7 separate regions of the Mus musculus genome follow, and regions 1, 2, 3, 4, 6 and 7 are each linked to region 5. The links are chromatin loops, found by intact Hi-C in ENCODE. Cell type or tissue: heart. All regions are shown on one strand.

Region 1 (4,000 bases), 540 kb after region 5:
CAATGCCTTCTTGCCATTGAAGCTTGGAAAAGACAGGAGGAGAGTGGCACCATGCATCATAGACACCATTGTGCCCCCCACGGAGCCCAGGCAGTGGTACAGGGGACTGGGCAGGACCACGCGCAACTCCTCTGCAGTCTTTGTGGGCATCTTCAGACGCTGGCCTATCAGCATGGAGTTGTTTACGATGTTGTGGTGGGAAAGAGTGGCCCCCTTGGGGTTTCCAGTTGTCCCCGAGGTGAACTGGATGTTGATGGGGTCGTAGCAGGACAAGAACCGCTGGTTGTACCGCAGCTGGGCTAGGTTCTGTTCCTTGCCACCGGCTGCCACGATGTTATCCAGGAGCAGGGTCCCCGGCAGAGGGGCATCCACGGAGATGACTGTAGTCAGGTCTGGGAGTCTCTCACTCTTCAAGGCCCCTGGCTGAGCCTTTTCCAGCTCAGGACAGACCTGCTTCAGGATGTCGTAGTACTGCTGGGTCTTGAATTGTTTGGGAAACACAATACCTTTGCAGCCTACCTTTCTGAGGACATATTCCAGTTCTGAGGACTGGTAGGCTGGGTTCACAGACACCAGGATGATGCCTGCCTGGGCAGTAGCCAGCTGAATAAGTACCCAGGCATAGGAGTTGGGTCCCTGCATGCCCAGCCGGTCACCCTTGCGGAGGCCAATGCTCAGAAGACCAGAAGCAGCTTTGTCCACCTCCTCCTTGAGCTGCGCAAAGTTCAGCCTGATGTTTTCATGGAGGATAACCAAAGCCTCTCTGTCGGGGAACCTCTGCGCTGTGGCGTCAAGGCACTCGCCCACAGTTGTGTTCACAAGATGGGAGTCGGTGTGGCCCTGAATGTAGCTGAGGCCTCCAATGGGCAAGGGGTTGGTGCAGTTCACCATTCCAGAACTGAGAGCGCGGACACTCTGCAACTTCGAGTTCGGCCGAGGGCGAGTGAGCAGCGTCCGGGGGCCCCGCGCCCCCAGGCTCGCGATACACAGCCTCCCGAAGCGCAGCATCCCGTGATAGACAGCCATGGCTCGCTTCCGCCGCGGGTCTGGGCCAGGAGTAAAACTCCACAAGAGTTTTTTTATTTTCCAATTCTAAAGACTGTAATGAGAGAGTCTTTTAGAGGCTAAGAGGCTTTGTTGATTAAAATGATGTAATAGTAATAATAATAATAATAATAATAATAATAATAATAATAATAAATTAAACCATGCAGATGGCTCAGAGGGTAAAGACACAAACGTGACAATTTGGTTCAATCTCTGGGACCCAGAAAGTAAAAGTAGACAACTAACTTCCTCAAGTTGTGTTCTGACAACGTTGTGGCACGGCCCTCCAACCAATCAATCAATCAACTAATCATCAATCAACCAATGAGCCAATTGTTCAATCAATGTAATAAATTTAAAAAGAAATATAAAGTGCACATGTGGAATGAAATACCAATAACGTTAGTTAGTTCGTTAGCTAGCTGGTTAGTTAGTTAAAACAGTACTGCTTGTATGGTTGCTCATTTCGATTATCCAAGCCTGTCTCTGGAGACTGAGGCAGGCGAGTTAGAGAGCAGCTCTAAACTACACACTAAACTACAAATCCCTTCATTCTTTGTGGCATTGAGGCGCCACGTACCCTGAAGGATGCGGAAGTCTTGTTCGCATGCCCAATCGTACCTCGACGCTTGTGAAACGACGGCAAGATGGCCAATCCCGAAGCAGCGTACCCTGCGGAGTCCCGCCTCCGCGTTGCGCTGACGGGTCGCGGGCGGATACGCGGCCTTCTGAACCTTCCCTGCCTCCCTGCTCCCGGCCTCCAGTCTTCAGCTCGGCCATGGCTCCCAAAGGCGGCTCCAAGCAGCAGTCCGAGGAGGACCTGCTCCTTCAGGATTTCAGCCGCAACCTGTCGGCCAAATCGTCGGCGCTGTTCTTCGGGAACGCGTTCATCGTGTCTGCCATCCCCATCTGTGAGCTTCGGGCGGGCGGCGGTGGCGGCGGGGACGTGGCGGGCGCGGCGGGGAGGCCTAGTGTCCGGAGCAGCGTCCTCGGGAAGTCACTCGCGGCGTGCTTCTGAGCCGGGCGCGGGTTCTGGCCCGGAATCTCTTTTTGGTACACTGCCCTTCTCCTCACCACTGTTGGACACTAGGATGTCTTTAATGAACCGGGCGGGGGAGCCACTGATAAACCTTCACTGAATTAGCAGCGTGACCCGTGGCAAACCTCCCCTTACTCCCGAGCATCCTTTGGACGTGCAGAATGCCAAGTTAGGCCTTGCCCGAGGTCCGCGATCAGCCTTGTTTAGGATTTCAATAACTCCTAGAGAGCAGCTCGAGCCTTCTCGATTGAATGAGAAACTGCCCACTTGAAGGCCAAAACTGTCTCCAAGTCCAGGTTTTCCGAGTTTCCTGTCTCCTGACCCGCACTGCCGCAGTGCTGCAGGCCAATCATGTCCAAAAAAAGTTCTTTGTTATTTTGGCCTTGTAAAAAGCTCAGCTTGCAGTGAATGTGGTGTGGAGCCCCCTGGGTTCACTGGCCCGACAAAGCATTGTTTGGATTTCAGTGAGCAGCCACGTCAGCAAGTTAACCAAAGTTTTGGGACAGCGGTTGATTTAAAATGGCCCGTGTTTTAACTTCCTAGTATTCCATGAGTGAAATTGTTATTATTTGTAATCCCCACTCCCAGTTTGTTCTCAAGTTAGAAGATGAAATTTCTAGACTAGCAATATCCCCACAGCCTACCTTTCTGTACTGGGAAAGCCCTGAACTGGGACAAACCCAGTTTATTGTCTATCTCACCTCTAGTGAAGTTTTTCGGATACTGGGTGGGATTTACTGACTCTCATTTACCTGGCTTAGCTGTAGTCTGGCATGTGCAATGGGGCAGTGATGTTGTGTGTCCCTTGCTTTTGTCTTATCTCAGGGTTGTATTGGAGAATATGGCATATGGATCTCATCCAGTCTGCTGTGCTCTACAGTGTGATGACCTTAGTAAGCACTTACTTAGTAGCCTTCGCGTACAAGAATGTAAAATTTGTTCTGAAGCACAAGTAAGTACCCTAAACCCAACCCCAGTCTGCATATTTTATGTTAGGGGGTCTTAAACATGATTTATAAGCATTAGTTTGAAATGTGTATGTAGTTAATCGTGAACCATATGACACTTCTGTGGAAATAGGTTTTGAGGGTGGAGTTTGAATATTCATTCCCAGTCTTCAATTGATGGTTTGGTCAGAAAAACAAGTCTATTAAATCAATGAATGTTTCCGAAACTCAGTGGATTTCTTTCTAGAAATTATTTTAGGCTGCCCATTTACTAATTTTGGAAGCAAAAAATTAAAAATTCTCTGACATTTTCAATGCCAGTTACTTTTTTTTTTTTTTTTTTTAATCTTGTAAGTCTATTCACTGTAGAAGACAACCCTATTTCTTGAATTTCAAGATCACGTATAAGACGAATTATTTTACTAGCTTTAGGAGAAGAAAACCCAAGTTTTTTTTTTTTTTTACACAAAGTTCTTTCTTTTTAAAAAATTTTTATATGAGTATACTATAGCTGTTTTCAGACACACTAGAAGATAGCATTGGATCCCATTACATATATTCTATGAGCCACCATTTGGTGGCTGGGAATGGAACTCAGGACCTCTAGAAGAGCAGTTAGTGTTCTTTAACCACTAAGCCATATCTCCAGCCTGGAAAACCTAAGTTTTACCTCAGTAAATTTTTATGTTTTAAGCACTTGTGTACTCTGCTTTCCTAAAAATAAAACAGGAGGGTGTAGCAGGCTATTCCCTTATTTGTTCAATAGGGCCTTTTAGGTTTTTCTTTGAAGTATTATTATTTTTTTTAAAAATAATTAACTCTTTTACTTTTGAACTGCGCTTGTGTGTTTGTGTCTGTGGTTTGGTGTGTCTCTTGCCTGAGGGGCCAGAAGATAGTGATAGATTTCTGGAACTGGAATTGCACATAGTTCTGAGCCACCTGATAGAGGTGCTGGGAACTGAACTCA
Region 2 (4,000 bases), 62 kb before region 5:
ATGGAGTAATTTGGAGCAGACACAGCCTAATCCCAACAATGTGGTCAGTATCTCTTTGGTGAGCATGCAATTTAACTGCTTCATGCCTCAAAGTTGAACAGTATCACTGGGCAGTGGTGGCACACACCTTAAATCCCAATACTTGAGAGGCAGAGTCAGGCAGATCTCTGTGAGTTCTAGGCCAGCCTGGCCTACAGAGCGATTTCTAGGACAGCCAGGGCTACACAGAGGAAAAAAAAATGTAATCAGAGCAGCATCTCTCTCCTCTGTCATTATATTGTTGAAAAGATGGGATGAGTCAGAGTGGCCTGGTATTGTGTGTGTTGGCTTCTGCTCTCACTCCATCACGGTTGCTGTCACACTAACCTGCTGTCCACAGTGTGCAGCTAACTGGCATGTTTCTCATGCACTTCAAGCTCTTGAGACTGCAGCTTGCTCTTTAAAGCTGTGTTCACCAATGTGCAGAATTGTGTTCATGGACTATTTACGTTAATTTACTAGACACATACCCTATAGCAAAATATCTACTGGTGCTACAAGATGTTCTGTTAGTCGGTTATATGAGCAGATGCTCCCCGAACAAAAGCTGGGATTATGCACATCTCAAGCTGTTAAGGGCTTTCTGTGGTGAAAAATATTTCAATTCCACTTTACTCAAGAGTGGGGACAACCATCTTATTCATGACTCAAAGACAGTTGGCAAATTAACCTTTAAACAAAAGAAAAAGAAGACACCAAAATCATTCTGAGGACTAATGGCTACTTACTAGATAACACTTAAGTTATGTAGCAGGTCATAGCTCGAATTTTGTCTATTTAAAACCTTAATCGGTTTACACTTGGCCCAAGCCCTCGTGATTCACACACGGCATGATATTTCGACACTGTGGGGACTCTCAGGGAGTTGGCTGGGCTGAGACAGAAATATTCACAGCAGGTTCTACAGCTACCAACAAAATCTGTTTGGAGTCCTGTGAAGAGAAAAGCGTTTTAAATGTCTGTCTGAAATCTTTAGATTCTTTTGGGGTTTTGTTTTGTTTTTCTTTGCTTTCTTACTAAATGGCTGGGGCTGGAGAGATAGCTCAGCAGTTCAGAGCACTTATCTCGAGAATGGAGGTTTGAATCTTAGCATCCACATTGTGGCTGGCAGCCACTTGTAACTTTTTGTCCAAGGGCATTTGATACCCTCCTCTGGCTTCTTCGGGCCCCAGGCACGCACATGATGCACCGACATACGTGTAGGCAAAGTACTTATACACATAAAACAAAATAAAAATAAATTTTTATTATTAAATTAATTAAATAATAAATTAAGCTGAATGACTGAGACTTGGGTCACGTGGAGTCTTAATAACCCAGCAGTGCTATTCCCTAACGACTTGTCTCAGCTGTGGCTACGTTTGAGCCGCTCTCATTTTATTGGGTCCAGCAATTTAATCATATCTGCCAATTTCCCTTTGGTTCATTCCTAGGAAAGGTCGGCTCTGGACTACTGAAACAACACAGTTCAAAGGAAGCAGGAACACACTACAATCCTCCTTCAGTGACAAGGCAGTTGTGAAGGAAGAAGAGGCTTGCCTTTCCCCACACAAAAGAATAATAAGATAATCTTCTGTCTCACAGGAATATTTTTCAGATAGCCACTGAGTTAAATGAAGCTAGCCACAGTGTCATGGGCTTGTCATCCCAACATGCAAGAGGCACATGGGTGGCAAATTTCAGGCTAACCTGAACTACATGCACATAAAGACTTTGCCTCAAAACAAAAGATAAAATTAAATAGATGCTAAAATAAATGAAAGTGTAGATGTCACAGAGTAGAGATGATTCTTTAAGAGAGAGAGAGAGGGAGGGAGGGAGAGAGAGAGAGAGAGAGAGAGAGAGAGAGAGATGGGGTTTCTCTGTGTAGCCCTGTTTGTCCTAGAACTCACTCTGTAAACCAGGCTGGCTTCCAACTTAGAGATTCCCCCTGCCTCTGCTGCATCACAAGTGCTGGGAATAAAGGCCTGGGCTACCCAATGAGATTGGATTTGGTTGGGGGTTGGGATTTAGAAACAGTCTCACTATATAGCCCATGTTGACCTGGAACTTGCTTGGCATTCTCCTGCCTCCATCTCCTAGTGCTGGTTTAACAGGCTGGTGACACCACACTTATGTCTCATGATACTCTTCTACTTGGGAAGATTGTTCACAGAGACACCACAAACATAGATAACAATGTTTTCTAGTTCTTCCAAGTTTAGACTTCTGTCTGATTCAAAGCCAGTGATGCTAAATTCATATTGGCCACTAGATGGTGCGAGTATGTTACATACTAAGTTGTCTTAACCAGCGGAGCATTTATTTACATGAAAAAATAAGACTTATTTAATACACTTATGGTGCCTCTAAAGAAAAATACTGAGCCAGACGGTGGTGGTACATGTCTTTAATCCCAGGACTTGGGAGGCAGAGGCAGGAGGATCTCTGAGTTCAAGGCCAGCCTGATCTATAGAGTGAGTTCTAGGATAGCTAAGGCTACACAGAGAAACCCCATCTCAAAAACACTCACACACAAACAAACAAAAACTGATTAATAACAAGATAAAGAGTTGAACACAAGCTTTAATTTCTGCCCTACCCCAACCTAAAAGGAAAGGAAAAGTTATAAATGAATACTGTGCCCTGTACAGCCTCGGTACAGCCACATACAGAAACACTGGGGCTTTTGCAAGAAGCTACGGCAGGATGTTTTATGCAGAAATTAGGAAGTAACTCATTATGGAAGACCTGGCTTCCAGAGCACAGGTCTCTAATCTAGGAGGGAGGGAAAGAGTGGAGGAGACTAGTGGAGCTACTCAGTGAGGCACAGTACTCACAGTTCTATAAGGATGAAAGGAGGCTGTTGACAGAGGGATTGCCAGGGAGGAACGGAACGGAACAAAAGGCAGCTGCAAATTCTGCTTGTTGCTACAACCTTACAATGGATATTATGATCCTCTTAGAAATTATAGATGTGTGTTAGTGATAGATTCATTAGTTTTTTAAATTTTGTGTTTTTGTTTGTTTGTTTGTTTGTTTGTTTTTCTTTTGTTTTGATTTTCATTTGAGATAGGGTCTTTCTACATAGTAATATATATCTACATAGTAGATATATATATCCTGGAATTCACTAAGTAGATCAGGTTGGTCTCTACTCACAAAGATCCTCCTGCCTTTGCCTCCTGAGTGCTAGGGTTAAACAAAGGTCTACACCACCATGCCCAGCTAAACTAGGCATCTTTGAGAAACAAGATCATATTTGACCCTTGATAGACTCTTGAGTCTAAATCTTTTAATACTATACTTTTGGAGGCCGGTGGAAAAAAATTAAATGGGGACTATATTTTTTAAATATTGTGGCAACATTAAATTTCTTAGAAATTATAAACATGTTGTAGCTAGTATATTTATAATTGCCAACAACTGGGGCTAGAGAAATGGCTTAATGGTTAAGAGCACTGACTGCTCTTCTAGAGGTCCTGAGTTTAATTCCTGGCAACCACATGGCTGCTCACAACCACCTGTAATGGGACCGATGCGCTCTTCTGGCGTGTCTGAAGACAGCTACAGTGTACACATACATGTAAAATAAATAAAATCTAAAAAACATTGCCAGAAGCTTTCTTTTTTAAAAATATTTATTTATTTATTTATTTATATGCATATGAGTGATCTGTCTTCATACATTCCAGAAGAGGGCAAAGGACTGCATTACAGATGGTTGTGAGCCACCATGTGGTTGCTGGGAATTGAACTCAGGACCTCTGGAAGAGCAGCCAGTGCTCTTAACTGCTGAGCCATCTCTCCAGACCCTGGCAGCAACTTTCTACTCCAAATAATGAGTTTACTGCTGAAACATAACTTCTATGAAAACTCCCACTAAGTCAAAGCTGGAAGTGAAAAGGGCTCTCATCAGTTTCACCATTACTGGGGACACTGATATGAAGACGTTCACCATTACTAGACATCTGATGGACAG
Region 3 (4,000 bases), 610 kb after region 5:
AAGGTTTTATTTTTTTAAATTCTAGCTTAACAATCTGAACATACTTCATTACTTACTGTAGTAGAAACAGTCTTCAGGCTAGGTCCAGCAATTCTGTAGCCTCTTTTTCTTATTAGATTCTTTTACTCACCTTCCATGGGAGTGTTGCTGTCTGGGCGATTTGCAAAGACCACATCCACGTATTCCAGTTGCAGCCTCTGGAGGGAGCCTTTCAGTCCTAGCAGCAGAAGCAGAAAACAGAATATAACCAAAGGCCCAAGAAGTCCAAATAGGACCACACTTAGAAAGTGCTTGAGTTTGATTTCTTTCAAGAATTTACTTAAAAACAAACACTGAGTTAATTACAAGAGTCCTCTTGAACAGGGCACAGCAAGACGATAGCAGCAATTGCTTACCTTCAGAAACATCAGTTGGAGTTATTTCCATATGACTAACCTTCACAAGAGTTAAACCAGAAGAAAGATGATAGTGTCTGGGTTTTAGTATAATAATGGAAAATGATGTTTGAGCAAGCCGGAGGGAAACCCTCCAAATCCAAGAATCAAACAGCCTAGAGAACCACAGAGGCTCTCACCATTCCCAGTGCTCCTAATACAGTTCTTTATGCTATGGTGACCCACAACCATAAGATTATTTTTTCACTGTTATAAATTGTAACCTAAATATCTGTGTTTTCCGATGGCCTTAGGCGACCCCTGTAAAAGGGTCACTTGGATCAAAGGTTGAGAGCAAATGGCCTAGAGAGAGACACTTTTTGGGAGGGGAGGGAGACTTGAACCAACCTCTCACTAGGGTGAAATTCAGTACTGAGTAGACTCCTCCACCCTGCCCTTGCTCCCAGGCTAATCTTCACAGAGAGTCTCTGGATCCACCCCAGAGCTAGGCAAGCATCTCTGACATTGGTGAGCTGGACCCGGGTTCTCACTTACACAATTGCTAACTCAGCCAGTATACCAGTTCTAAAGGTTGTAGCATCAGGTATGACACTACTTAACACCAATCTTGTTAGCCAAGGGATTACCTCCACTATTCACCTTCAATCTCAGGCAGCAAGTTCAAAGACATTTTATTTGCAAGTAACGTATGATGGAAAGAGGTATAGAACTTTTACTTGAAACTCAGTGCTGGGGCTGTAGATTCTTCCCATGAACAACACCCATGCAGAAAAGCCTGGATGTCACATAAAATTCCAGTTTGCATTGCCTGTACCTGGCTGCAGTGGTGTCCAGCCAAAGGGACGACATCACCAGACAGGCCATGGAAACATAGTTACACTGGACTCAGGAACCTAAGGGCTCCAGAGAGGCACCCAAACCTGGCCTTTTGAGCTGCATCCCTTGTGGTAAGGCTCAGGGCTGCTTAGAACCCTGTTGTTCCTGACTGCAGGCTAGTGATTGTAGATGAGGTGTTCGGTCCTGAGATTGGATCACCTTATCTAGGCAGTCCCCTAATCTACCACATACAGCGGTACCAATTGCAACAAACCTAAGCTAGGGATAGCAGAATAGCAGCACTAGTTTTGAATTTACTGGGACTAGCGCCCTCTAGTGTTGCAACCGTGGGCAATAAATACAGGCTCCAGAACGACCTTCTTAGAATTCCCAGGCCAGGCACCATTAAAGCCAAGTAGTGACAGCTGGAATACACGCCGAATGCTTCAGTGCATGGATGCTGTCAGATACTAACAAGCATCGAGAGCTTCCAGGGAGCTGAGATGTCAAAAGCCGATGATGAGGTGGTGGATATGTTGGCCTCTTGGACAAGAATTCAAAACAGTTATTTGATGGAAAGTCGTGAACTTCAAGAAGATACAGAGAAGCTGAGCATGGTGACACATGGCTGTACTTCCAGCACTAAGTATGTTGAGGCAGGAGGATTGCAACTTAGAAGCTTGTCTGAGTTAATGAGATCCTGTTTTGTGTAATGGTCAAGCAAGAGTTGGAGAAATAGTCTTTCTCAAGAAAGAACACACCAATTGGTTATCTAATACCAAATGGACAGCCCTGAAAATGTACATAAAAGTAACATTATGTAGGTTGTATTTATGAATGTAAGACTATATATATGTGTATGTGCATGTGTCTGTGTGTTTGTGTATGTGTGTGTATGTATGCATGTATGTGTATGTGTGCGTGTGTGTCTGTGTCTGTATGTCTGTGTATGTGTTTGTGTATCTATGTCTGTGTATGTGTGTCTCTGTGTGTGTATATGTATATACATATATATGTGTGTATATGTATATATGTGTATGTTTGTGTGTGTCTGTATGTCTGTGTATATCCATGTATATATGTGTGTGTCCATGTGTATATGTATGCATGCATGTGTCTCTGTGTGTATGTGTGCATGTATGTATGTATGTGTGTATGTATATATTTGTGACAACAAATAATGAAAAATAGAAGCCATGCATTTGGAAGAAAGCAAGGAAAGATGTATAGGAGGGTTTGAAGGGAGGAAAGGGTAGGAGGAAGTGACATAATTATAATCTCAAAAAATATGTATATGTACATGTATATGTATATGTATGCCAGAACTGGTCCAGGGGTGGATAATACATTAGAAATAACCTACTGAAACATGATCCTTAAAAGCACAAGAGAATCTGGGTGGTGGTGGTGGGAGCACACCCTTTTTCCAGCACTTGAGATGTAGAAGCAGACAAATATCTAAGTTCAAGGCCAGCCTGGTCTACAGAGGGAGCTCCAGGACAGCCAGGGCTACACAGACAAACCCTGTCTTGAAAATGAGAAATAAAAGCAGACAACAACCATAACAACAACAAAATAAAATCTCTGGAGAAACAATTGAGTAATCACCAGGAAACCTTGCTACAGAAAGTAAAATCATTTTTAGAACCTGTAACAACTCCTGGAGCTGAAATGCAGAGCAGATGAAGAGGGAACTGACAGCATCCACAGAGAATCCACCTAACAGCAGGGGCAGTGAACTTGAAGTCAAGATATTTGAATATATCCAGGAGGAAGAAAGTGAAAAGGAATGAGGAAAGCTCGCAGGGTCTCAGAACATCATGAAAAGAAGAGATACTCAGGTTTGGGGTTTCAGTGAGGGTTTCGGAATCCTAGAGTTAAACATTTACTAAAAGTAACAAGGGGATGGAAAGATGGCTTCGGCAGCTAATAAGTCTTTTCTTCTCTACCAGGGACCCCAGTTCAATTCCTAGCAGAGTTGGGTGGCATCTATAGCCTGTAACTCTAGCTCCTTTCTGACCTTGACTCTTCTTCCCTGCACATGTGGCATCTACTCACACAGACACAAATACATATGCATAAATTTTAAGAGATAAAACTTATAAAAATATAATAACATGCTGAGAAAAAGTGACAGTCTAGTGCTCAGGCCTGAACAGGACATCTCTACCTCCTCTCTGATGCTCCAGGATCGTTATAGACAGAAGGGTCAGAAAGTATACAAGAGCCGGAAAGGCTGTGAAAGGCTAATTTCTGGGTATGCCACGATCAATGCAACTGTGATTTCCCAGCAGCTGAGGCTGTCTTGTATAACACTCGCCTTGACATCAGTTAAACATGGATAAGGGAGGGGCTCGTGGGCCCTACCCCTCCCTACTGAACTATTGGCTACTAGTGGACTCTGGGAGAGGCTCAGCCATTATATTTCATTGTATACCCATGTGTGACTCACACATTATCCCATGACTGCCTTAGTGAAACTCAGGGTGTCACAAAACAAAACAAAACAAAACAAAACAAAAGGACCAGAATTTGAGAAAGCGACTTGCAGCTAGAAGGGAGTTAGACAGAGGAAGAGGAAGATGGGAGAGGAGGAAGAGAGAGTAACCCGAATGTATTATGCAATGCATTCGTATAAAATGCGTTATCAAAGAACACATTTAATAAATAAAGTATATTAAAAACTGGTTTTATAGGAATAAGCATGATTCACACATAGGTTTGTATATACATAAAAATGTATGACGATATTAATGTATTTCCTAAAAAAGATAGTAACAAAAAGCTTT
Region 4 (4,000 bases), 61 kb after region 5:
GAAACAGGCCAGGTGACAAGAGAGGAGAGAGAGTGCAGAATGGAAGCATTTTATTTGTTGAACTGGGAAAGGGAAAAGACGCTAACTGAAAACTTTCCTAGTGACAACAAATGAGGTATCCACGTTCTGAATTTGTGCATCTTGGTAACATGGGCTCTTTCTTCCTGTATGAAGCCCAAATTGTAGGTCAGTTCTGCTTCTGGGAACAAGTCCCGGGTGACACAGGCTGAAGTGCAGCCTGAGCCTGAGCAGAGGTACTCTTGATTGTTAAGGGTGTTCTGTTGCGATTTCAATTACTCCATCTTTATACAGAGCTTTTTACCCCCATGGTAAGTATGAAAAAGGATGAGGTCCCAGGAATGTTGCTGCTCTGGGCAGAATGGACCCCAGCCTGTGTTTTCTGTCAACAGATAAGGAGCAGAGCTTCCTACACCTTAGAGGAGAGGCACTCTAGAGAGATTGTGAGCAGCACGGGAAATCTTTGCAGACATCAATTCATTTCTCATCACCCAGCTTACCTTGATTTGTTTCAACTAATTTCATTTTCCTCCTAAATCCTAAAATATCTGGAAAAAGAGACATTGAGAATAATCTTAAAAGTTAAATGAGGTACAAGAGATTCGTCTTCTGAAGACTTGCTTATGTGAGCATTTAACGGTTTTTCGTCTAAGGATTATGGGGGTGTATACATACAAATGTCACAAACGCCAAAAACTTCGCCAGAAAGGAAGGTTACCCTGGAAAATCTTCACTTAATATGTCGTTTCTAAGATTTCCTAGATCAGAGTAAGGACTAGGGTGGGGATATGTAGGGTGCGTGAGAGGGAGAGGCAAGATTTGGAAGCTTCCAATATGCCTCATCCATGACTAACTGTTCCATCAATGAGAGGAAAGTAATCCTTGACTTCTGCCAAGGTAACAGGAACTGGGCTGCCGTGGCAAGGAATTCCCACCCCAGGAACCAGAGAGTCACAGCGTCCAGCTCAGCTCTTAGACATCTGCTCTGCCTGTTTAGGAGGCAAGTGAAAAGATGGTTTCCTGAAGGTGACGGCAGAATCCAGAGGCTCTTCCTCAGCACAGATCTCAGCCTCTGTATTATCTGTATGTCGCTATTCCTAGTCATGTGAGAGAAATCCCCAAACTACCATTATTATGTTTGGTTTGTTTTTCAAATGCAGGACTTCCTGTTCAAATGGGTGCAAACCAAAGCACACTTTTGGAGTACTGTAATGAAGAAGGAGCAGGGCTATCCACAGGCACCCAGGGGCCAACTCCACAAATGCTCCTAATTCTACCTGGGACACACTGCACATCTCAAATGTGAGTTCGTGATTCCTATTCCTAATCCTTTCTACTGGTCTGCCCCTTTGCATCCATAGAAACTCAATGCAGATCGAGAAACCAGGAAACCTGGCTTGTGGAGGGATTAGGTCTCATAGGAGACTACGATCAGTAATCTGCCATGGTATTATTCTATGAGAGTTCATTTTTATTTTTTTTAAAAAAAGCAAGATCTAAACTATATGAGAGCTTTTTCTCTTCTTTTTGGTAATATAGTACAAGAGAAAGTTCCGGAAGTGGCAACTTAATTCGTATCTAATTTCAGCAAAATAATTGCAGACTGCTTTCAGCTTGAATGAGCAGTGAGGTGAGGCTCCCATTGTTGCTTATTTTAGTAGCACTCCCTCAGGACGAATGCTAGCTATTTTCAGTTGTATGTGGGAAAACCATGGGCGCTGCCAAGCGGTGGCAAGCTGGCATCGTGTGTGATCTGTCAACCAGATTCCACTCAGATTCTTTACTTATTGCAATTGGCATATGACCTTTTTTTTTCTTTCTTTATTCAGTTTGGGGTTCCGCTTACCTCCTTCTCTGCCGTCCTACCTTCCAGCCTATCTCTACCCACACAGGTTCCTTTTTGGGGGGCTATTTCATAATAACAGTGTGAGTGCCAAGTGGGTTGTATAAAATCCTGAGCAAGATATATGAAACAAAGCACACTGCTCCTGGAAACTCATAGGGACCAGTATGTACCCATCAACAAACACTAGCTAATACACAGTGAAATCATACATTTCTCTCTGTAGTTTATATAGGATGGGATAGGGCTGAGAGGAGACCTTAAATGACTCCTGGTACATGAACCGTACAGACTCACAGCCTCTAAAATGGCCCCCAGTAGCCATCCTTTGCTATTATCGACTCCCATACAGCTTCCTCTTGAGTGGGATGCCCCACTGGGTGATGTGAGCTATCATATGGATAGAGCCGTGTTGTAAGAGGCTGATGTTTATAACCAAGCACGCATGGTTGGCCTGGAAAGTGATCCTCACTCAGTAGAACCATAAGTTGACTTTGTTCTGACACCTCATCCTGAGCCAGACGATCACTAAGCAAGGGCTGGACGCCAGAGACCCAGAAATCATGAGGTAGTGATCTTAAGCTCTTCAGTTTGGGAGTGATTTGTAGCAATAGACAATTAATACAGGGTACTCCCCCAAAAGTGATCCCATACTGAGCCCACCGGAATGCTAACCTTACCTGCCTCAGACTCTGTAATGCTCCCACGACTCCTTTTGGCCCTGCCTTTTCCTCGGATGTCTTTATAGGAGTTTTCCTTCTCTCTGAAATGAACAGCTTTTTTTTCTTCTCCAGAGAATAGATTCCGACTTGGCACCTGCCTCAAATGTGCTCCCCCCGAAGAACCTCTCAGTACAGGGCACCGATCTGTCCAGTCTGGGGTCTTAATGGCCCTTTGCCTCTGCTTAACACTAAGCGCAACTGCCTACCTGTATTATTTTTGTTGTTAGGTGCCTTAATCCATATTGTATTATTGTCACAAAATGCTAGGGTCTGGGTGCTTTATAATGAAATAAGTTGATTTATCTCATAGCTTGAGAGGTTCAAGAACTTAGTACCCACATTAGCACATGAGGAACCACATCGACAAGCATCCGTTTTGACAGTTCCTGGAAGGCAGACGACTCCATCAGCTCGTGCGCCCTGCTGTCTAGTATAGCACCATGTTAGGACACCGTTACTGGAATAGAGCGATGGTTATTCTCCAGAATGAGGATGCTAGGATCTGGTATCTAGTTCCACACTCACGCACTGTGCTTGAAGCATCTGGGAGAAGCCTCCATTGGTTACCTGGGCAATTCATCATTTTAAACACTGACCTACAGAGGTAGCCTGAAGGGCTGCAAAGCCCTCAGAATCTGATGCTGCCCCTCAGTTAGCGTTTGAAGGTCGGCACTTCTATAATCGGACTTGACATCATTTCAGACTGTAACCTTGGAGTTGAAATAGCTCAGGCATCACAAACACTCATTTTTAGAGAAAGCTTGAAAGAAAATATGACGGCGTCCATAGGAACAAGCTCAATGGACGTCTTTAGGCACAAACCGCAAGTGAGGAAAGCTAGGGCCGGAAGGCAGGGGCTCACTGGAAGGCTATTGGCAGAACATACAGGCGTGAACCACATTGGCGATCTGCCTGTTCTATCACCCAACATTGCTTCTTTTCCTAGTGCACACCTGCCTGTAACAAACAGTTTCCAAAACAGCTTAACTACACTTGCCCATGACCCTTCCCTGGCCTTTCTCCACAGAGCAGGCAGGGCAGTCTTTCTGAAACACACATTGCATCTTACTGCCTGTCTCACCGTGTCCTGTGTACAGCCTGGTACATCCCAGTACCGTCTTTGCTGTCTACCTCTGGTTACACTTTTGTCTTTCATGGCCTTGAGGACACAGGTCCTGCCACTCCAGAGGATAAACATGGTTTTCGGGACCTCGTTAATCCTATTGCTTTTCCAGATTTCATCTTACTCACTCCTCAAAGACTTTCCCGGCTTCCCCTATTAAATCAGTCCACCCTCCTCCACACACCACACACACATTCATTCACACGTTGGGATGTTATGTTAATTTGTGTGCCTATTTGACCAAGATTGTTTTTTCTATTTTGTAAGTCCGAGGAAGGCAAGAGCCATGGGGGT
Region 5 (4,000 bases):
ATGAGAGAGTGTGCACATAGTCCCACCTGGTGCTATGTGACCTTGCCCCCCAAGTAATTCCTGATTGGTGAATAAAGATGCCTACAGCCTATGGCTGGGCAGAACTGAGATAGGCAGGGCTTAGGGGGTCCCAGGCTTGAGGTTGGAGGAGAACCATGAGGGAGATAGGAAGGTGGAGAGAAGATGCTATGGGGTAAGGATCTTAAAATCATGGCCGTGGGGGCTATGCAATCGGAGTTAAGAGAAACCCAGATGGAACAAAGTAAGAACCAGGGGTTATCGATAGGAAAGTAGATTCTAATAGCATTGAGGGTAGATATCTGCCCAGCTTTAGTGCTGATAAAGGCTTATTATAAATTAAAGTTCATGTGTGTCTTCTACCTGGGAATTGAATAATCAAAGGCCCCTGATTGAGATTAATTTTTTTTTTCAATAACATCAGAGGGTTGAACAGGAGTCCTCAGGAACCCAGGCCTGGAACAGGTGATACAATGGCTTGTTCGTGGTTTTGTGAGTCCCTGGGGCCTCTGTGCCTGTCCTGTGCGCTGCTTGCCGGTATTATGAAAGCCATGCACTACTTGGCACCAAGTTGACAAGATCCTCCCTGATCTGTTGTGGGCATCTGAAGCCCATTATGCCATCTGCTCAGGACAGGAGATGTAGAGCCTGTTGTAGTCATTAGGCCGGAAATAGAGTTTTAAAGCTGGGAATCGGTTGCATGACTGTTCCAGGCAGGGTGGTGCACTCTTGTGGTCGTAGCCCTCTCGAGGCTGAGGCAAATTCAAAGCCCATGTGAACTATATAATGAGACCTTACTTCCCTCCGTACTTAAAAAACACCACCACCACCACCCTACCACCATCACCAACAGGAAAAAAAAAAAACTGGGTGGGGGAGAGAATGAGGGGGGAGAGGAAGGAACGGGAAAGGGGGGGGGAGCAGAGGGAAGAGGAGGTGAGAGGAGAAGCGCTTGATTCACTGTAAATCTATTGCAGAGAAGGGAAAGCACGTGAGCAGGTCAGTTACATTCACCGACACTAGAGGGCGACTGTTGACAAGATTATTGCACAGGTATGAAGGAAAAGGCTGTGGGTTTTGTTGTTTGTGTTTTGTTTTGTTGTGTGGTTTTTTGTTTGTTTGTTTGTTTTTTGGTTTTGGTTGTTGTTGTTGTTATTGTCGTTGTTTTGTGGTACGTTTTCCTCTCCACCCTGCAGCCTCTTCTCATCCCAGCACAGCACACGGAGCAAGCGAAGGAGCATAGGGAAGAAGGTTCTTCCCTCCCCAGCATGCATGTGACCGCCCAGGTTCACACGAGGCAGTCCTACCTCGAGGCTGTGAGCAGCCAGCGAGATCACATCCGAGGAAGCTCTCTCAGAGCGCCCAGAACACATGGCTCATTTAGTTCTGATCTACTGGAGCGCCTCTCCAGACAACTGATGTCTCAATATCAACAGAGAAAAGGATACACGCCAAGTGTTTTGTATTCTTGGGGGACTTTGAAAGAGCTGAGGAAGAGCAGCCACTAACTTTCATTTCTCCCCCGTTTCTTGATCTTGTCTTGGGGAAGTGTGGACCGTACTGGGGAAGGCCCCTGCCTGGTGTCTGAAGGCTTCCCCCAGGCTTAGCCTAGAGGGCAGCAGCTGGGAGCTGGCCAGGAAGGGCGAGCTCTCCTAGTCTTCAGTCTTAGGTTTAAGATCACCTGGTGATCTTCTGAGCTTTTTGACTGCATCTTGGGCTCGTTTCTGTCGTTTTTTATTTGTTATTCTTTTTCACAACGAATTTACTTTTTCGTATGACTTTCACTGAAATGAATTGGGTGCAGTTTGGCCACTAGGGGACAGCACGCGGTCACCAGATGCTTGTGGGTAGTTGGGTGTGTGTGGGGGAGGTGGCTGGTAAACTATGGGGAAAGACAGGAGACTCCACCTCTGACTCACAAAGAGCTTTGGCTTCACACAACGTTTCCTCACTCTGTTGGGTTTGCTTCTCACATCAGGCCCAGGAAACTGGAGGGTGGGGCAGGAGTTCTTACCCCACCCCGGGGGCCAGGGGAGGGAGGCTTACCCTGGGAGGGTCAGTGTCATATGAGGTCACAGAGTGGCAGAGGCGGAGCCCACCGGGATCCTGGCTCCTCCTGGGAAACTCATCTCTCAGAGCCTTGGATAAACCAGGTACTGTAAAATAGATGAGGGCAGAAACCAGGAGGACAGCGGTAGTTTTTGCAATGGTCGCCTAGTTCAGTCCTTCCATGCCCCCCCCCCTCCCCGCAAGCTGTAGCTTCAAGGGCCCCACAGCTTAGCTCTGTCTTTTACACTTCACCAGAGGAGATTGTATTCTAGACTCAGACCCCTCACCCTGCCTCCCTGGGGCCAAGCTTTCTTTGACCCTGAGCAGGTGGGAGATTCACTCAGTTCCCTCCCCCAGGAGCTGAGCACAAAGGGCAATTCTCTTTGCTAAGGGAACAGGGAGGAATACACGGTGCACAGACTGAATAATCAGGAAAGGCTATTATTGAAGAAGAAAAGGCCAGAAGACAAAACACAGGCACTAAATGATCTGATCTTGGGGAAGCAGTTTTCTGGCCCCCTGGGAGGAATATCCAGGGTGCTGCCCCAATGAGTGTAGCCAGCACCTCAGGAACAATAGGTCGGCACTGTGTGTGTGTGTGTGTGTGCCTCCTGCCCCCACTTTCCCTCTCCTGAGTGTCATTCTCCCCCTACCCTTCTCTCAGGGGCACACACACCCAGGAGAGAGGAAAACCAGGAAGAAGGGCAAAGTCCTTGCTGGACTCTGCACACTATGAGGAGCTTTCTTACTGTACAGATAACTGGCGCTCAATTTCATTCTGAGAAAGTGAAGGGGATGTTAAATCTACAAGGAAAAAATAAGAGCAGTATTGTTTGTTTCCTTAGGGGGAAGCATAAAATGTCAACTAATTCTGAAGTAGATACAGCAAGACGCAACCTTGTCTAGTTTGTTTTAATTTTTTTAATTAAAAAAAAATGTGTGCATGTGGTTTGTGTGCATGTATGACGGTGTACCACATATATGTAGTGCCCTGGAGGCCAAAAGATGCCGGGACCCCTGAAACTGGAGTTACAGATGGCTGTGAGCCACCCATGTGGGTGCTGGGAATCAAACCTGGGTCTTCTGCAAGAGCAACAAGCGCTCTTAACCAATGAACTATCTCTCCAGACCCATTTCTTTCTTTTTTTTTTTAAGAAGGAGCCAAAAAAGTTCTGGGAGGAAGGAGTTGGTGGCAAAAATAGAGCCAGGCCTGAGGCAGGTGGAGAGCCTTCAGCTAGAGGCCTAGAAAATTGAGGTCGATGGCATCTTAAACACTGTCAATCATCCTCATGGGTCAGAGGTGACTGTCACCAATGGACACTACCTCTGCTCAGGGTCAAGCAGGATGACCTAGGGCTGATCTAACCAGGCAGGTCCCGCTGGGGAGGAACTGTCCCAGGGATACTGGGCTGGAGACACAGTTCAGTTCCCTGCCACCTCCACACTGCCACCGCTGCCCGCAGGGGACTGTTGAGTGTAGTTCAAGACTGGGAGATGAGGAACGAAGGAACTGGATCATGAAAAAGGAAGGAACTCTTGGCAGACGGCCTGGGCATTCCTCAGGCTGTGGGCTCAGCACCTTCCTGGGAGGGCAGGCAGTCAGGCACTAGCCCAGCCTCCTGCAGCTGAGTCAGCTTCTAAGTGAGGCCTCAGAGGGCGGCAGCATCCAGAATTCAAGGGGGACTTGGAGATGATCTTGGACTCCTCGCACTGGCACTGGAAAGAACCTGGGAGGGGTTTGTCAAATCCCAGGGAGAGCCACCATGCTGAACAACGCTGGAGGGCAGAAACAGGAAGCGCCGTGTTCCTGCTTAATAACCTAGAGCTCTCGCTGGTAAGCCAAGAACGCTACCCAGAAAAACGGAGATGGAAGGAGCTGGAAGGGCTCTGTGGGAACTGGAGCACCTTTCCAGGGCCTGTGAGGTCGAAGGCA
Region 6 (4,000 bases), 550 kb after region 5:
TTATCAAAGGTATTATCCAGAAAAGCACAGCCAGACTTTTTAATAATCAGAGCTTATGGTGTAATGAAATATCAGACACTTTCCAACTCATCTTTTGGGAATACTGGTGGACCTTGCCAGAGTGCCCCCAACATGGTTTGCTCAGTCTCTAAGTAGCCAGGAACCTTCAGAACCTCCTTGCCTTATAGGCTGACTGGTAGCAGCACGCTGATTGACTAGAGGTTTCCCCTTTACTATTTTGCTTGTCTGCATGCTCTTTGACCAGTTCTTCCATGAGGGTTACATGGAACTAGGATGTGTTCTTTGTTATTATTTGTTTTAAGTTTGTCCCAAGTGTCTTTTCAGTATTGAAGCATATTGCTTGTAGGTATTTTGTCATGTTTATAGCCTCCCATGCTGTAGATTGTGTTTACTGACAGTCCAACTACATCTACATATTTGTGTCAATAAGGAAAAGTCTTATTGTTAAAAACCTAATTTAGGGGGTCTCATTTTTTTTCCTTAACATTAAATCTTACAGAAACTACATTTTGTCCATAAGTGCTTCATCTGGACTCATCGCCCTCTTGTCTACTGGCTCCAAATAGACCATGTAGCTTGGCCCTCTGCCTTTGTATCTCGGGGTGGCCTGTGGTATATGGGAAAGCATCAGGGTGGCCAGGTTGGGAGACACATAAGTTGTTTTTATAGTCTGGAGCTTCAGGGTTTAAAAATGCAGTAGAATGTAATTCAGTGTTTGTTTATTGGCTGTTTTTGACAGATTGCTGAAATTAAATGAATTGAAAGGGAAACTCAGAGTACCAGGGCATTTTATTAAAAGGCAAGGAGTCTTGCAATGTGCTGTAATCACGAGGAGAAAATAACTTGTTTCCTACATCTGTCAGAGGTCATGGTAACCTGGACTGAGCTGTTATTATTTATAATAGGAGGAAGAAGTTAATAACTGGTTCTCTGTGTTCCAAGCACAATATTACAACTTTTCGAACTGTAAATCTTAGAGTGAATCCTCTTCCTAAGGAATTAAACAGAAGCCTCATTTTCTTTTTAACAAGGCTTCAAATTTGTAATTTATAATAACTCAAAGTTAATTGTAAATTACAGGGCCTCTCCAATTTGAGGGAGGGAAACTTGCAGAATCTTTTTTTTTTTTTTTTTAAAAGAAAGGCAGCCAAGGTAGTTACCTAAAAATAGTACCCAGGCCTATGAGTGTTGGCCTGTGAGGCCAAAGCACACACTGTTCAGCTGTATGGCTTTGGCCCTGGGTGGCCGGGAGGTCAGCTTGACCCTGCCATGTTGGTTTGATGTGCGAAGTCACTGGGATCATTGTGTCTATGACCAGGCTTTCGCACCACAGGCAGAATATTAAGTGAGAGAGTATTTCTACTGTGATTATTGACACATGAGAGACCAAAAGAATTTTTGTGAACGTAACCCTGGAATTCTTTGGGCTCTCCAAAGAATTTACAGTGGTTTAAAATGGTTGTCAGCATTTTTCCATGAGGACTTTAATAAACTTAGCCCCGTTTGCTCAAGGTTCCTTTTAATTGTGAAGTGCTGATCACATACATTTTTGGGGGGGTCTAGCAAAGAGTAGCCTCATGTTGTGTGGTCATAACCCCCACCCCCCCATGTCTTTTCCCCACTCATTATGTACAGATTCTGATTTTGTATGCAATGACTTCACAGTTTGCAAAGTGCAGCACTATGATCACTGATTTCATATTCCTATTTGCCGTTCACCACACCCAAGAACTTTCTGTAAAGGGAAATATTACTAATATCTAGTTTCTGCTTGTAAACTTAAGAGGAACATATGACTCTATTTTTAACTTTAAAGATATTTACAAGGAGTAGAGCTGTTTCTGTGCTGGTAGATGTTTCTGTGGTCTGTGCTACTTAGGGAACTCAAGAGGAGTGCACTTGTATAGTCATGTTACTCCTTACTGTCTGCCTGGAGAATCATTTTATCTCCAAGTGTTCAGTTCTTTTCAGTGATACATTGTTACCTGAGTGTCATTTCCAGGTAATGTGGAATGAATGGGGAAATGAGAAGGGATTCAAAGCAAAGTACATTTCAGTAACACATATGAGGTAGGCTGTTTTGTTGTTTTATTTTAATCAGTATTTGGCTGGTAAAATGATAATTTGATAAACCATCATGTTACCAAAGCTAAACCAAACTCCTTCTAAGTGACTGCTGTGAACTTGCCACTAGGTGGCGGTGCCTGTGTAGCTGGGGAGAAAGTCACCACCTTTATCTTTATCTGACAGTATGGTCAGAAGCTCAAGAAATCGGGATGTCAGCCTCAAATTTTTAATTTTAAGTAGTAACCAAAAGTTTGTTGGGAGAGTGATTATGCAGTTTTCTTCTGTCTTGACTGTTTCCTGCGACTGTCTTTGTTTTTAACTCTGAACATGTTCTCTAACTCTGTGCTACCACATTTCTGTGTGTGAAGTCATGCAGCCAGTGTATCAGCCCTTTGTACTTAGAAGTGTGGCCCCTCCTCTCTAGCCTCTTCTCCACCATTGAACATTGCACATAGGATTACGAAGTGTTCAGTAAGACAGTGAAATCTGTGGCAGGCAGAGTTTGTACCATAAAAAGACCCCATACATCACACCAGTAAAATAGGACATTCAGAGTGCTCACATTCTTTCCTTTCTCATATGTGTGATAGGTAGACTCTTAGTGTTAAGAATTTTTATTTCACGATTTACTCATTTATAACTTAATAGAAGTCTTGGATTAAATATACAACTTGTACTGTTTGATATATTGTTTTAATTTGGAAAGGATAATTTGAAGTTAACTGAAATGATGGAAGTGGAATTTATACTCTGCATTTTAAAAAAAGTCTTGTTATTAATAAGTATGATTAAACTTTGTTTTTAAAAATGTGTTTTGTTTTTCTGTAATTCTTTATGTGAACCATAAGAGTATTTATTACACACTTTATATTAGACCTCTTTCCTACACGTGTAAGTGCCCTGTTGAAGTCTCTGGCCAGATGTCTGAGACAGTGACAGGCGTAGCACAGTTACAGGAAGGAACAGTCCGTCCCTGCCCTAGTGTGCTGCTGTGTGCCTGCTGGGCCTTCCTACCAGGCATTATGTTAGGAAGGATTTGTATGAATGTACACGTGTGCATGTATGAAGAATACCAGCATATCGTTTATTTCCCACCTATTTTGAAGTCTTAGGGTAGTTAATAGGAGATTGGGCGGGTCTTTCATTTTATTTAATTTTAATTTTATATTATTGTGCGGGTAGATACTCGGACACATGCACAATAGCTGAGGTAGAGAAAATTGGGGTAGCAGGGCAAGTGTGTCATCATGTATACATGAAGATCAGAGACTATTTCGTGGAGTAGGTTGTCTCTAAAAACAACAACAACAACAACAACAACAAAAAAACCCTCATATAATTGAGTGTAAAAACAGCCCTATAAAGAAAAAAGTCTTTAAAGAGCTGTGGGCTAGCATACAGGGACTATGGGTTGTAATGAACTAGCAGTTTGGGTCAGTTTCTTTATCTGTCCTGACCTGAGTTCCTTGTTATGCAAGTAGTGGCTTTGCCACTTAGGTTCCTTGAAGCAGTGCTGTTGCTGTGTGCTTGAATGATATTTGGCAGTCTATGATGTTTCTATCAGTTCCTGAAGTAGGAATCCAGGCCCAGAGTTTGTAGTTTGTATTTGTCTTGCTTGAGACCAGTATGACTAGTTTTTTGCCATGGAGTTTTGAAGAGGAAATTAGTAAATGAAGCTTTTCTTCATAAGGGTAAAACTGAAATGCATTACTCAGTTTACCTTGGTAGATATGTCCAAATTGGCTGCTTCCACAGCTAACTAGTGTTGCCCATGTTTGGTTTAAATTTGCAGCTGCTTTCAAGAGGGTTTGAGAACCTTCAACTTTAGTGTGCAGTTTTCCAAAATCCACTGAAAGGAAAGGAGTTTGCAAAACATTTTTTAGTTTTCTTGTAAGTGCAGTCCAAGCTGGCC
Region 7 (4,000 bases), 570 kb after region 5:
TCAACAGGGGGAGGAACCTGAGCCAGAAGAAATGGATGTCATTGTGTAGTGACACAATTTACCTCAGACACTGGAGATGTGTATATATTTAAATTATTTTTTATATAATGTTTATCATTTGCCTCCTCCTGCAAGTCTTACCAGATCCTCTCTAGCTGTCTACCCACCCAACTTTGTTTCCTTTCTCCTTTCTTTCTCTTCTTTTCTCCCTCTTTCCCTCTTTTTCTCTCTTGTACTCTCATACTTGTGTTCTCTCTCTCTGTCTCTGTCTGTCTCTGTCTGTCTGTCTCTCTCTCTGTATTTTCACTGATATATTCTCATGCAGCTGTCTTATAAGGAAGAAAGGAAAGAAAAAGAATGTAGCATATAGAAAATTCTGGGAAACCTCGAATAATCCCCTTTCTCTGTTTTGTGTACCAGAATTTGATGCTTCTGAGGTTAGCCTGTCCCTATGGTAGACATTTTACCATGACAGGGTGTGGGTCAACCATAGAAAAGTATGCTTTTTTAGTCATATCAGTGAAAGTAACCCCCTAATGCAGAGCCTGGTCTGCCATCCCCTCGTAGTTTCTTACCCACAGCCAGCTGAGGTAGCGTGCACCCCAGGCGCTCAGCGATTGGAGAGAGGTCTTTCAGCTTGTTTTGCTGTTTTCTCCCTTCTTCACTTACGATTCTTTCCTTCAACCACTGGTAGCACTGGAAATTATGATAACACACATAAGTCTTATATGAATGGGATGTTAAATCAATAAAATATAAGAACTCAGGTGGGGCTGGAGAGATGGCTCTCACCAGTTAAGACTGTTTACTGCTCTTTCAGTGGACCTGAGTTTGAGTTCCAGCATGAACATCAGGCAGTTCACAACCTCCTGTAACTCTAGCTCCCGGAGGTCTAATGCCTTTTCTGGCCTCCAAGGGCACCTGCTCTCATGTGGCACACGTGTACACATGCATGAGTGCACACAGGTACACACAGACACACCCATGTATACACACATAGGTTCAGCTTTCTGTTCAGAGAGCTGGCTCCCCTGAAATATCATAGCTTTGCATTATTGTTGTAACTGTTCTCCCTGTTGCCTTATTTCACCCCAAATCTCATTGTTATTTAAAGATATTTTATATGTGTGTATGTGCATATATGTGTACGTGGCCTTGGAGACAATAAGAGGATGTTAGGGCTGTAAGAGCTGGAGTTACAGGCAGTTGAGAGTCGTCCACTATGGGTTCTGGGAACTGAAGAGAGGTTCTCTGCAAGAGTAGCACGTGTTCTTCATCACTGAGCCATCTCGCCAGCTCCTTAATACCATGATACGATAATTACAATATTTACAATAATAATATTATTATGGGGACTTTGTGTTGACTTCCTCTTGTGGTTTGTTTTAATGCCACAAATTAGAATCAATAGAGTATTTGTTTAAAGGGCAACCCAGGAAACTACTCTTTAAACATGGGAATGGATTGAGCATGACCCTGTAGCCCAGTGAATGAGTTTACTTCCCTCAGTATGAAAAGCCAGTCAGGGTTTTCCACTGCCCTTCTTTGCAGAAGGCTCTGCTCCTACAGAAGATGGAAATTACATCCCTGATGTACAAGGCTAGCACTGACTAGCAACAGCCACAGGGTAAGACTTCTTTTCCTTGCAACCATGGAGATGGACCTTCCCAGAGGGAGCAGGAAGCTCCAGAGTTGGCAGTGCGCCATAGGAACTCCTCCCACATGATTTCAATAGACTGCTGGCTTTTGTTTTATTAAGTATTTTTTCATCACCAAAGAAAAGGATAACCACATTATGTTTTATTGTGATTTTTGGAATAATTTTACAGATGTGAAAACCAAAGGGCAAGTTGCCCTAGTTCTGTCTGCTCTTAGATATCCAAGGCTTATAGGCTGGCCCCTCACTTGGGACTTTGCTTGGGAAAATGGCCAAGGCGTTCCCAGCTTCAGCCTTGAGAAGTCTCTGGTTTTTCCAGAGGAAAGGTGCCTGAAGTGACATCTCCAGAGATGACAGCTGGGGCCAATGGTGATGGGGTGGATGGCTGTGAACTACAAGCGTATGATCAGGTCCCAGGCAGCCTTCTTAAACCTGGGCACTACCTATGTCAGACATCCCTGAATGGCTACAGATGCTTTAAGTGGGAAAATATCATCAACCTTTACTTAAATTTCATGTTCTTTCAGGAAAGCTGCATCTCTGATTATGACTCAAACACAAAATGAGAAAGTAGTAGACCAATGCTTTTCAACACTTTTAAAAAGTAGAGTTTTTGAGATTTCAATATGTATCAGGCACATTAAGAATGTTTGATTTGAGCAGGGCGTGGTGCTGCACGACTTTAATCGAAGCACTTGGGAGGCAGAGGCAGGCAGATTTCTGAGTTCGAAATCTAGCCTAGTCTACAAAGTGAGTTCCAGGACAGCCAGGGCTACACAGAGAAACCCTGTCTCGAAAAGCCAAAAAAAAAAAAAAAAAAAAAAAAGTTTGATTTGTTTACTCTATTTTTGAAATATATGTAGTAAGTTCTTTTTCTTAAGATTGAAACACTGTGTGTGTGTGTGATATGCACTTAAATCAACCATATCGGAAGACTTCTAAAAATAAGGAGGACTGACCTGGAGACATGGCTCAGTAGGTACACTGCTTGCCTTACAAGACAGAAGACTGGAGTTTGGATCCGCTGCACCATGCAAAACTGGGGATGATAGTGTGTGCCTGTAACTGCAGCACTTCTGCAGTGAAAAGGGTGGCAGAGGCAGGTGAATTCCGGGAACCGTGGACCAGCCAGCCTGATGTGTGTAGCAGTGAGCAACAAAAAGAGACCCTTCCTTACACTATGGGAGGTGAAGACTGACACCAGAGGTTGTGTTCTGACCAGTACATGTGCACAGTGTATGTGTGTGCCCACACGTACATACATAAACATTTACTTATTGAATCCCTGTCTTATCACTCTCAATATTGTAAACTTCACTGTTGGCCTAATCAGTAGAATATATAGGGAGTTAGGGTTTTACAAAAGTGTTTACACATTCTTAATTCCAAAGGAAACAATGGTTTTGTTGTTGTTTTAAGAAACAGCTTCAATTTCTGTTCAAAGGGGAAAATGCTAACAGTGGGAGAGATGAAGTATAATTAAAATATTAATTAAATATGAAAGTGTTTTTAGGAAGGTTGGTGGCAAATACGGTTGCCATCTGGTTGGCACAGTGCTGCGGGTTCTGTTGCTCCATATGAGAATCATCCACAAGTCATTATTTAGGAACTTAAGTGTTTTGTAGCTGAGTGACCTTCCTGCTTCAGTGATTTTGTTACAAGCCATGCTCATAGCACCTTCATTTTATCTAACAAAGCCATATATGGCTGAGCTGATCAATGTTTTCTCTTTTGGCTACTGTTGTTGGTCTCACAGGTTGAACATTGCCTAACTGTGGTCATTGTTTTCTGGTTTGAAGAAAGAAAAACCATCTCTGACAGGTCTACTGAGCCCAGCTCCTCTCTATCCTCAAGGACTGTCATTGTGACAGTGCAGTTCTTAGGATGACATTGTTCACGTTGAGGTCTGTCACTGGCAGCCCGAGAACTTGAGGCCTGTGTAAGAAATGTTGATGGGATAAAGAGAGGGAAGCACTTACAACTCAGTAACTGTATCAAGCAAGAAGCTTTGTTCTTAAGACTAAGATGGAAGGACTACAGGAGAGTGAAAACACCCGGGGAAGCCAAGGAAAGAGTGCAGTGCATTTGGGTAGAAAGTCAAATGACATGGGGCTGTAAAGACAAGAACAGAAAAGTAGACTTGACTTAGATTCTAAGAGGATTCGGGATTTATCCTGTAAGCAGTAACTGAGAGGTCACGATCGCATTTTAAAATGGGTCCTTTAGAAGGACAGCTAACCACAAGGGTGAGTTGCTGAGAAGAAGGAGCAAATGAAAGCACCCAAGTTGAGTCCCGCAGTAAACCTGGGAAGGAAAGACCTACATTAGGACTGTGCGTGGGTG

Evidence for each region. Hi-C counts contacts between places; a loop is a spot of excess contacts. Peaks named below come from ENCODE experiments on the same cell type or tissue, not always from the same donor. Only the 100,000 strongest peaks of a DNase experiment are listed, where the experiment ranks them.
Region 1: it touches region 5 in a loop (4-fold over the local background); 20 of 42 quality-filtered maps call a loop at or near these places.
Region 2: it touches region 5 in a loop (5-fold over the local background); 14 of 42 quality-filtered maps call a loop at or near these places.
Region 3: a loop joins it to region 5, with 7 times the contacts of the local background. A loop is called at or near these places in 8 of 42 quality-filtered maps.
Region 4: a loop joins it to region 5, with 4 times the contacts of the local background. A loop is called at or near these places in 17 of 42 quality-filtered maps.
Region 6: a loop joins it to region 5, with 2.8 times the contacts of the local background. A loop is called at or near these places in 24 of 42 quality-filtered maps.
Region 7: it touches region 5 in a loop (2.6-fold over the local background); 7 of 42 quality-filtered maps call a loop at or near these places.

The regions. Positions count from the first base shown.
Region 1 is chr3:65,390,363-65,394,362 of GRCm38, reverse strand. It overlaps Ssr3 (signal sequence receptor, gamma), which reads left to right and starts at 1,810. Exons shown (of 5, transcript NM_026155.3): 1 at 1,810-1,958; 2 at 2,912-3,038. The coding sequence starts at 1,826. It also overlaps the pseudogene Gm5540. In heart, a CTCF peak has its summit at 1,862; a DNase peak (open chromatin) is centred at 1,722; H3K4me3 peaks cover 2,054 bases; H3K27ac peaks cover 1,483 bases.
Region 2 is chr3:65,989,478-65,993,477 of GRCm38, reverse strand. It overlaps the pseudogene Gm19024. Among named protein-coding and RNA genes, the nearest start is that of Ccnl1, 33 kb to the right of the region's middle. In heart, a CTCF peak has its summit at 2,286 (motif pointing right); no DNase peak of the experiment used is centred here.
Region 3 is chr3:65,315,636-65,319,635 of GRCm38, reverse strand. Kcnab1 (potassium voltage-gated channel, shaker-related subfamily, beta member 1) reads right to left here. Exons shown (of 14, transcript NM_010597.5): 8 at 131-217. Among named protein-coding and RNA genes, the nearest start is that of A330015K06Rik, 15 kb to the right of the region's middle. In heart, CTCF peaks have their summits at 197 and 1,554 (motif pointing left); no DNase peak of the experiment used is centred here.
Region 4 is chr3:65,866,851-65,870,850 of GRCm38, reverse strand. No RefSeq gene overlaps it. Among named protein-coding and RNA genes, the nearest start is that of Gm35039, 59 kb to the left of the region's middle. In heart, a CTCF peak has its summit at 1,714; no DNase peak of the experiment used is centred here; H3K27ac peaks cover 1,150 bases.
Region 5 is chr3:65,927,512-65,931,511 of GRCm38, reverse strand. It overlaps Gm35039 (a long non-coding RNA gene), which reads left to right and starts at 3,234. Exons shown (of 2, transcript XR_375721.3): 1 at 3,234-3,901. In heart, CTCF peaks have their summits at 1,036 (motif pointing right), 1,822 (motif pointing right) and 3,536; DNase peaks (open chromatin) are centred at 1,041, 1,341, 2,041 and 3,641; H3K4me3 peaks cover 988 bases; H3K27ac peaks cover 2,358 bases.
Region 6 is chr3:65,378,555-65,382,554 of GRCm38, reverse strand. It overlaps Ssr3 (signal sequence receptor, gamma), which reads left to right. Exons shown (of 5, transcript NM_026155.3): 5 at 521-2,898. The coding sequence ends at 587. Among named protein-coding and RNA genes, the nearest start is that of Ssr3, 12 kb to the left of the region's middle. In heart, CTCF peaks have their summits at 1,999 and 2,200 (motif pointing right); a DNase peak (open chromatin) is centred at 1,264.
Region 7 is chr3:65,361,298-65,365,297 of GRCm38, reverse strand. It overlaps Kcnab1 (potassium voltage-gated channel, shaker-related subfamily, beta member 1), which reads right to left. Exons shown (of 14, transcript NM_010597.5): 12 at 576-696. Among named protein-coding and RNA genes, the nearest start is that of A730090N16Rik, 14 kb to the right of the region's middle. In heart, a CTCF peak has its summit at 1,604; a DNase peak (open chromatin) is centred at 1,707; H3K27ac peaks cover 816 bases.